2 separate regions of the Homo sapiens genome follow, and region 2 is linked to region 1. Evidence: chromatin contacts called from ENCODE Hi-C data. All regions are on one chromosome and are shown on one strand. The core of a region is the stretch at or near the end of the contact, and the rest is flanking DNA. Distances in the headings are between cores, read along the strand shown.

Region 1 (3,772 bases), core at 1-2,500:
ATGACATTCACAACAGAAGCCGATTTTGCAAAGCCCTTGGAACTTAGGGGTCTGCGTCAGCACTCTGGAACGTCTATGCTTCCTAGGACCAAAGAATAAACAAAGATAACTCAAGGCATAAGGCGATCCAGCACCTAAGATCTCAGCAAAAAAAAGCTAGGTCCTGAGGCAGCTAGTGGAAAAACAAGAGAAGGGAAGTCAAAAGGCTACTTGCTGTCAGCTAAAGCCAGGTCAGTACTAATCTCTACTTTCCTGGACATTGGTACAAAAAGCAATGACAAGGCCATCAGTCCCCTGTTCCCCTCGCTCACTATTGTGTGTGTGTGTGTGTGTGTGTGTGTGTGTGTTTTGTTTGTAAGAAAATGCTTATAGTGGCTTCCCGCCCGCGCAGAACACAGCCAAGACTAAACTTTTAAACCTTGAGGAAGGTGGGAAAGTCAGCCAGCCAGACGCCGGCCTAGGAAAAGTAGGGAGAGAAGGAGGGAAAGAGTCATGTTTCAAAACAAAGGCTCCACACGGAACTGAATGTCAACCCCTCTCCACTTCCCAGCCTTCAAGCCAGCCAGGCTGGGCCTCGATTTTTTAGAAGCGGAGTAAGTCAGATTCACCCGGCTCTCAGCGTCCACTGAGGCTTTGCGATGCACGAGAACACGGGCACAGCCACCTACTTGCTGGGGCTGCTGCTAGCCCCCCCCCCCCCCAACCACCCCCTTGAGAAAAAACGGGCTTGGAACGTCGGAGACTTGCCCAACGTCCCACACTAGAACCTGAATTCAATTCCTTTCACGTCCGGGCAAGGCCAACGCAGGGCGGGCACCGGGCGAGGGCCGCGGGAGCCGAAATGGCAACGCCCCTGACCTGAGAGAACCTCGGGCTGGGAGAGGGGAGGGTCCCGCGCGCTCTCCCTCCGGGGCCCTTACCTTCCTTGACTCCAGGCAGCTTGGACTGGTCGATGCTGACTTCAGCCATACCGGGCCAGGGTCCCGGTTGCCCCTTTAACGCGGGCTTCCCGGTCACCGCCGGCGCCGAGCGGGGCCCCGAGCGCAGCAGCAGCGCCGGACGCGGCGCAAAGTCCGGCCGGCAGGGCTCGCAGGCCGGAGAACGGAGCGGGTCGGGCGGGCAGGGGCTGGTGACCAAAGCAGCGGGAGACGGTCCCCGAGGCACCAAGCTGGCGGCCCAGCTGCCCCGCCGCGGCCACCTGCTCCGCGTCCCCGGCCCCAATCGATACCAAATATCCGGAGCCCGGAAATGGACCGGGGCCGTCCAGTACGGAGGGAGAGAGGAGACAGAAAGGCGGGCGGGCCGGCTGGGGGAGGGGGAGCTGCAGGTCTGTAACCGCAATTGCGAGTGGCTGGCGAGCGAAGATCAGCGCCCGCTGCCGCCTCGCTGTTGTCTCCTTTGTGCTCAGTGACGCGCCGCCTGAGGCTGGGGCCCCGCTGTGCTCCCGCCCCCGGGCCCTGCCCCCCTCCTACGGGAGGGTCGCGTCTTTAGGTGGGGGCCTTGTATCCTAAAGGCCTCAACAAAAAGGCCACACGGGTCACCTAAAACATAGTCTTTCCCGTGAGCGGTGTAGTCAGCATTCTGTGGTCTGGTTCTGGGATTGAGATTAACACAGGATGTTTACTGCATGCTTGCCTCTCTCTCATACACTCTTTTTGCACCCGGAATTAGAGGAGAGATGGTAGATGGCCATAAAAACCCCAAATACAACGTACAGAATGAAGAGCAGCTGATAAAATTCTGGGCCAGTTTGGAGTAGAGTGTGTACACAATCAGCTGGGAGAACTGAGTCATTCATTCATCAAAATCGCATGAATGTGTCTACCAAGTGTGATGTTAGGTACTGTGGGTGATAACGAGGCGTCAGACTTATCTCTGTTATAGCGCTGCACACATTGGATTGTAATTGTGACATTTCTATCTCTCTAAAATAGACAACCTCTCCTGTTTCATCTCCTGGCAACAGAATGCATCCTCCTTTTGGGAAACTGCCTCTTTCCCCACTCCTCAGAGGTGAGCTTCTCTCCCAAACGTGTGCCATGTCTGAACCTCGAGACTACCCCATCACTCTTCCCCCTTCCTCCACCGACATGGGTTCATCGAAGGGTGGCTGGGTGACCAAGACAGGTCAAACAGAATACTTTCCTGGGTACATAAAGAGTTACATATTCTGTTTCTTGTGGAAAAGATCTGCCTCTAGGAGATGATGAGGCCAAACTGAAGACAGAAGCAAAGAGAAGAGAAAGGGAGATGAAGAGGGCATGTTCTGATGTTACCACAGTAGCAAAGCAGGATATCCCCAGAGCAGCTGGCATTTCAGCAACTCCTGGATTCTGGGATCTACAACCCGCAAACTCTCAACTTATCCTCAGTTTTGCTTAAGCTAGTAATAGTTGATTTTCTGTCACTCACAGCTCAGAGTCCCAGTATGAGAGGCCACGTAGGGGAGGTTTTATTTGAACTTGACATTGAAAAGTAGGTGGATTTTAGGCTAGCAAAAATTTAGAAGACTTTCAAGGCCAGAGGGTAGCAAAGTATAGCCCACAGGCCAAATCTACGCCACTGAATTTGAATGACTGTTTTTTATATGTTCAAATAATTACATTTCAAATCACTACATAAATAGGACATAATATTTTCGACCTTGCCTCTTAAGCCTCAAAGTCTAAAATATGCTTTACAGGAAAAGTTTACCCACCCCAGTGCTAGGCAGAGATAACACTCAGCAGGTTAAATGTGGGAATAAGAAGGAAGTGGTATTAGAAAGGTAGATTTATGGGAATTTTTTAATTGTCCTGTAATCTAGTAATTTTTTTTAACTTCCTGTGGTCTAGAGAATATTTATAACAGCAGTATTTTCTGTTTCCCTCCCCAAATCTATCGTTTCTACTTCTCTACCAAGCCGTGCCTTTGGATGCCTACAGATAAATCACTAGGCCCCTTTGACCTGTGGCTTCCTGTTGTGATTGACCAATGGGAAGCACTGGCAGAAAATCAAAAGAAGGGAGGAGAGAAATATCAGAGTATTCTTCTTTCCTTTAACCCAAAATTTTGGCCACAGTCCTGTCCCTCTATGACTACAGGGCCTGTGTAGAGGCCTCTTTTCCATGGCCTCAGCTCTCATGGGTCTCTAATAAAACAATTTGTTTCCAGTGTCCCTTCAGGCCTAGAGTGTGATGGCTTCCCCTAGTTCCTTTTGGCTCACTGCAACTTCTGCCTCCCAGGTTCCAGTGATTCTCGTGCCTCAGCCTCCCGAGTAGCTGGGATTACAGGTGTGCACCACAACGCCTGGCTAATCTTTTGTATTTTTAGTAGAGGCAGGGTTTTGGCATGTTGGCCAGGCTGGTCTGGAACTCCTGGCCTCAAGTGATCCGCCCACCTCGGCCTCCCAAAGTGCTGGGATTACAGGCACGAGCCACCACGCCCGGCCTCCCCTAGTTCTCTTAACCCAGTTAATACCTCTGAAATTGTCTCTTCATTACATTCTTTTCAGTAAAATCACTTACAGTGCACCTCCTGTTTCCTACCTAGACTGTGACTGTTACAGTAAGATATGCCAAAAGTAAGATATGCTTAAAATATGATGTGCTTACAGTAAGATATGCATAAAAATATCCACATTTCTGGCCTAGAGAAGAAATGGAAACATATATAATAGCCACAACTATTGTTTAGAGAATCGGCTGCTTTCAGCAGAAAAAGTAATGAAAACCAGGAGCCCTTTTCAGGTACTAGAGCAGATGACCTGGAAATCCACCCCATAGTTGGGCTT
Region 2 (3,772 bases), core at 762-3,261, 2.3 Mb before region 1:
ACTGTATTCTTTCACAACATGCAAAGGAACTATAGCAAAAGAAAAACTGCAGAGCTTGGGGCTTCTGGCTTCCCACATCTCTACTTCTTTAGGTAGCTAAACTGTGCCATCACCAGGAGACATTTTTAAGCCATGACTCAATGGCATCCATGGTAACTTTAGAAATAATTTAGCCCAATGACAGCCAATTAAATAAATACCACTTATAAATCAGTTTGTTTTAAAACTCCGTCTTTGTAGTTCTTCTTATACATCTTAATTGCTCCAACAGAGAATGCTATCTTCTGCAGTCTTTTCTCTTTTTATTTAAAGAAAATCAGATATGTTTCCTCACTAAATATTGAGAAGTAGAAATGCAAGGGTTGTAAATAACTTACTTTAATACCAAGGGCTGTGAACTTACTCAAAGACTAAAATTCCATGAGATTAAAAATACCTATGCAATAATTCTAACTGACTAACACTGTTAACTATTGTTATCTCATCTAGTTCTGTATTTTGGACTCCAGTTAACCTATATAAAACAAATTGGGCCGGGCGCGGTGGCTCACGGTTGTAATCCCAGCACTTTGGGAAGTCGAGGAGGGTGGATCACATGAGGTCAGGAGTTCGAGACCAGCCTGGCCAAAATGGTGAAACCCCCTCTCTACTAAAAATACAAAAATTAGCTAGGCGTGCTGGCGCGTGCCTGTAATTCCAGCTACTCCGGAGGCGGAGACAGGAGAATTGCTTGAACCTGGGAGGCGGAGGTTGCAGTGAGCCGAGATAGCGCTACTGCACTCCAGCCTGGACGACAGAGCAAGACTCCGTCTCAAAACAAAACAAAAACAAACTAACGAATGCATTCCATTCCTTATAAACACGATAAATTATCTATACCACTTAAAAAGGTCTGGAAAAAATTCAAAACAACTGCTTAGAAGTTAATTCAGGAAAACCACGTTTTTCCAATTTTGCTTGATGCATCTTACTTCCTATCAAATGCCTGCAACAATGAGCTAAGCTTGAAGGTATCTAATGATACTAGAACAAAATTTCCTATAAAATCCAATTTAATCTCATTACAATGCATATAGTAACGCACAGAAATGAAAAGATTTCTATGATTTTCTATTTAGAATTAAACCACCCCAGGGCAACAATGATTGAGATTAGAAAGGTGGTGCCACGTTCACGACCTTGCATCAAAAAGTAAGTCTCCCTCCCGAAACACAGAAAAAAGCTGCTATTGAAAGGGCATCTCGAATCACCGTCTCTGACACCGTGTGCGTCATTGCTCTAGTTCTGACTTCTATCAGCGGGCTAGGGAAAGAGACGGACGCCCCTTTCCCCGATAGAAGAGCCCAGGTACCTGAAGATGCAATGTACACATGGCGTGGAAATGGAAGAAAAAGAAGACACCGAGAGTTAGGAGAAATGTGGAGAGAGGTGACTCATGGACAGAGCCAAACCTGGCAGGGAGAGGACAGAAAAAAGGCAAAAGAGGCAACCAGAGACAGACAGAACACTGAAGACACAAGGGTGTAAAGGGCAGAGACAAAAGGACAATAGAGACGGGCCAAGATTGAGAGGCGTCCAGAATTTTCGGGTTGGGTAGGGCCAGAGAAAAGGGCCAGTATTGAAGCCGGCTCCGAACGTAAGCCCAGCCAGGGCTCCTGTCATTCTGGGTCCTCAAGAACATCTGGGAATTCTCCAACTGCCGTCGGCCTGGCCTGAGAGTCACCTGCACATTTTTGGAGATAGAGATAAGACAGCCCCACTCTCAAGAGGCCCCAGAATTAACGGGGCCAGATTAGAGCCTGCACTTACCAGGCCACAGCGGCCCGACGTAGTCGCCACATCCCGCCGGCGGGGAGGTCACGCAGGCGCCGAGACGGCCACGCGGGAGCCCCCGTGTGAGCCCCAGCCCGGCTCCCGGTCCAGGAATGACCCAGGAAGTGGCCCTCAGCAGCAAGGGCACAGAGCCGCGGCCGAGGCCCTCCCAATGGCGCATGGACTTCCGCAAGAGCCTGACAGGCACCCGTACTCAGTCCGTCACGGAAACAACCACTTCACCCTTTCTAGGCGGGCAGCACGAACGGTCCGCGGAGGACCAGCGCATGCGCACAGTGCGTCGGGAACGGACTGGAGCAATCCATCGCCTCTCACGGGGCCCCGCCCTCTTGCTTCCGATTTGGAATTCGGAATTAGCCTTGCAGGTTAGAGATTTGGCCAGGGGAGGGAGCGAGAGTTGGGCGGGAACGGGAAGGGCTAAAGGCGTGGAATGAGAATTGATGAATGCTCACCGGGAGCCATGAATTTATTAAGAGTTGGATATTGAGGGAGCACGAAGGAAACTAGAGAGTGCAAGGTGAAATACAGTAATAGCGTACTACAAACTAATGCTTGCACATTTGCCTACCTTCTTTCTTGGGCATCTTTGTTTGAAAGCACTTTCACATCGTTAGGGCAATCATGGGAGGTGAGAAGCAGGACGAAGAGTCATGGATAGGCTAAGTCCCTTAGAATCTCTGAGGATCAGATGGGAAAGGGACTTAAATCAGTTAGGCCAGTAACGGGTTTGGAATAAGCTTGTGTGGTTTATAAAAGGCGTCAAAATGATTTGTTCAACTGTTTCTTCCGGATTTTAAGCCCACCAGTTTGTTGAAATGGTCCTCGTCAAGGCCTCCACCAGCTCCCTATTGTTTGTGGCCAGTGAGCCTGCCACAGCATTCAGTTCAGATGCCTAGTGCTGAGCACTCCTTCAACTACTTTTTCTTTTGGCTCTCTGGCCATCACATTCTCCTTTTTCCCTGGAACTGCTGCTCCCAGGCTTCTTTGATGGCTCCCCTCCCAAATTTCTCAATGTTGGACAGGCCCAGATCTCAGCCATCTTGAGCTCCTCTCCTCCATCACTTTAAATACTCCTTTCCCCTTCCAACACAAACCTTTTATGTTTTGTAAGGAAACCAGGGCCCGTAAAAGGGATGTGGCCTGTGAACGGTTATGAAGCCAATTTTTAGGGACTAAAATAAAAGGGTCCTGTGCATCCTCTTTACTTCAGGGACCTTTCACCTCCTCCCCACTACCCGCCCCCCACCCATGCCACACACATACACAAATACACAGAGCATAAAGACAATTCCTTTTCCCTTAATTGTCAGAATCATAAGTCTGGACCCATGCACTCACAATACCACCAAGAGTAGACCTAGCCATTGATAGTAAACTTCCCAAATGCAGGACTCTTAGAATTTTCTTTATTTATTGTGGTGACTGTTTCAATGGCAGGTCCAGAGAGCAATTTGCTGTACCAACCTGTGCAAACTGTAGATCTTCCTGGGATTGTAGGGTTGTACAAAAAGTGTCTTTGTAATCGTTACTTCCTTGTTATTTTAGAAAATAAAATAAGAGAAACCAAGAGACTTTAACAACAACAACAAAAAAGAAAAATTAGGGATAAAAGACTTTAACCATAAAAAAAGGAGAAACTAACCACCATCACCATTTATATATGGTTATCATATGTTTTATGAAGCCCTTGTTTTGCAGTTCTACTTCTAGGCATTTATCCTGTGGAATCATTCCCATGTATGCAAAGATGTATGCATGATGATGTTTATTTCTGCACTGTATGAAATGGGAAAAGATTGGAATCAGTATAAATGTCCATGTATAGGAACTAGACACATAAATTACATCCGTACTAGCCATGAAAACCTATGCTTTAGGTCTGTATGTCCTGATAAGGAATGATCTCCCATAGATACATAGTGTTGCCATGAAAAAAGGG

What was found. Hi-C counts contacts between places; a loop is a spot of excess contacts on that map. Pooled maps may share reads with other maps.
Region 2: a loop to region 1 is called in a pooled map, with 7 times the contacts of the local background. The contact joins the promoter of OPA1 here to the promoter of CCDC50 in region 1. A Hi-C loop is called at or near these places in 6 of 50 pooled maps.

The regions. Positions count from the first base shown.
Region 1 is chr3:191,326,872-191,330,643 of GRCh38, reverse strand. CCDC50 (coiled-coil domain containing 50) reads right to left here and starts at 1,250. Exons shown (of 12, transcript NM_178335.3): 1 at 921-1,250. The coding sequence starts at 969. It overlaps UTS2B (urotensin 2B), which reads left to right and starts at 118. Exons shown (of 9, transcript NM_198152.5): 1 at 118-230; 2 at 1,935-2,013. RefSeq lists enhancers at 481-1,081, 1,082-1,683 and silencers at 1,095-1,374, 1,475-1,554.
Region 2 is chr3:193,591,447-193,595,218 of GRCh38, reverse strand. OPA1 (OPA1 mitochondrial dynamin like GTPase) reads right to left here and starts at 2,011. Exons shown (of 31, transcript NM_130837.3): 1 at 1,810-2,011. The coding sequence starts at 1,841. It also overlaps a transcript of ATP13A4 not described here. RefSeq lists enhancers at 1,453-1,532, 1,046-1,697, 2,133-2,182, 2,233-2,302, 1,698-2,349 and a silencer at 1,763-1,912.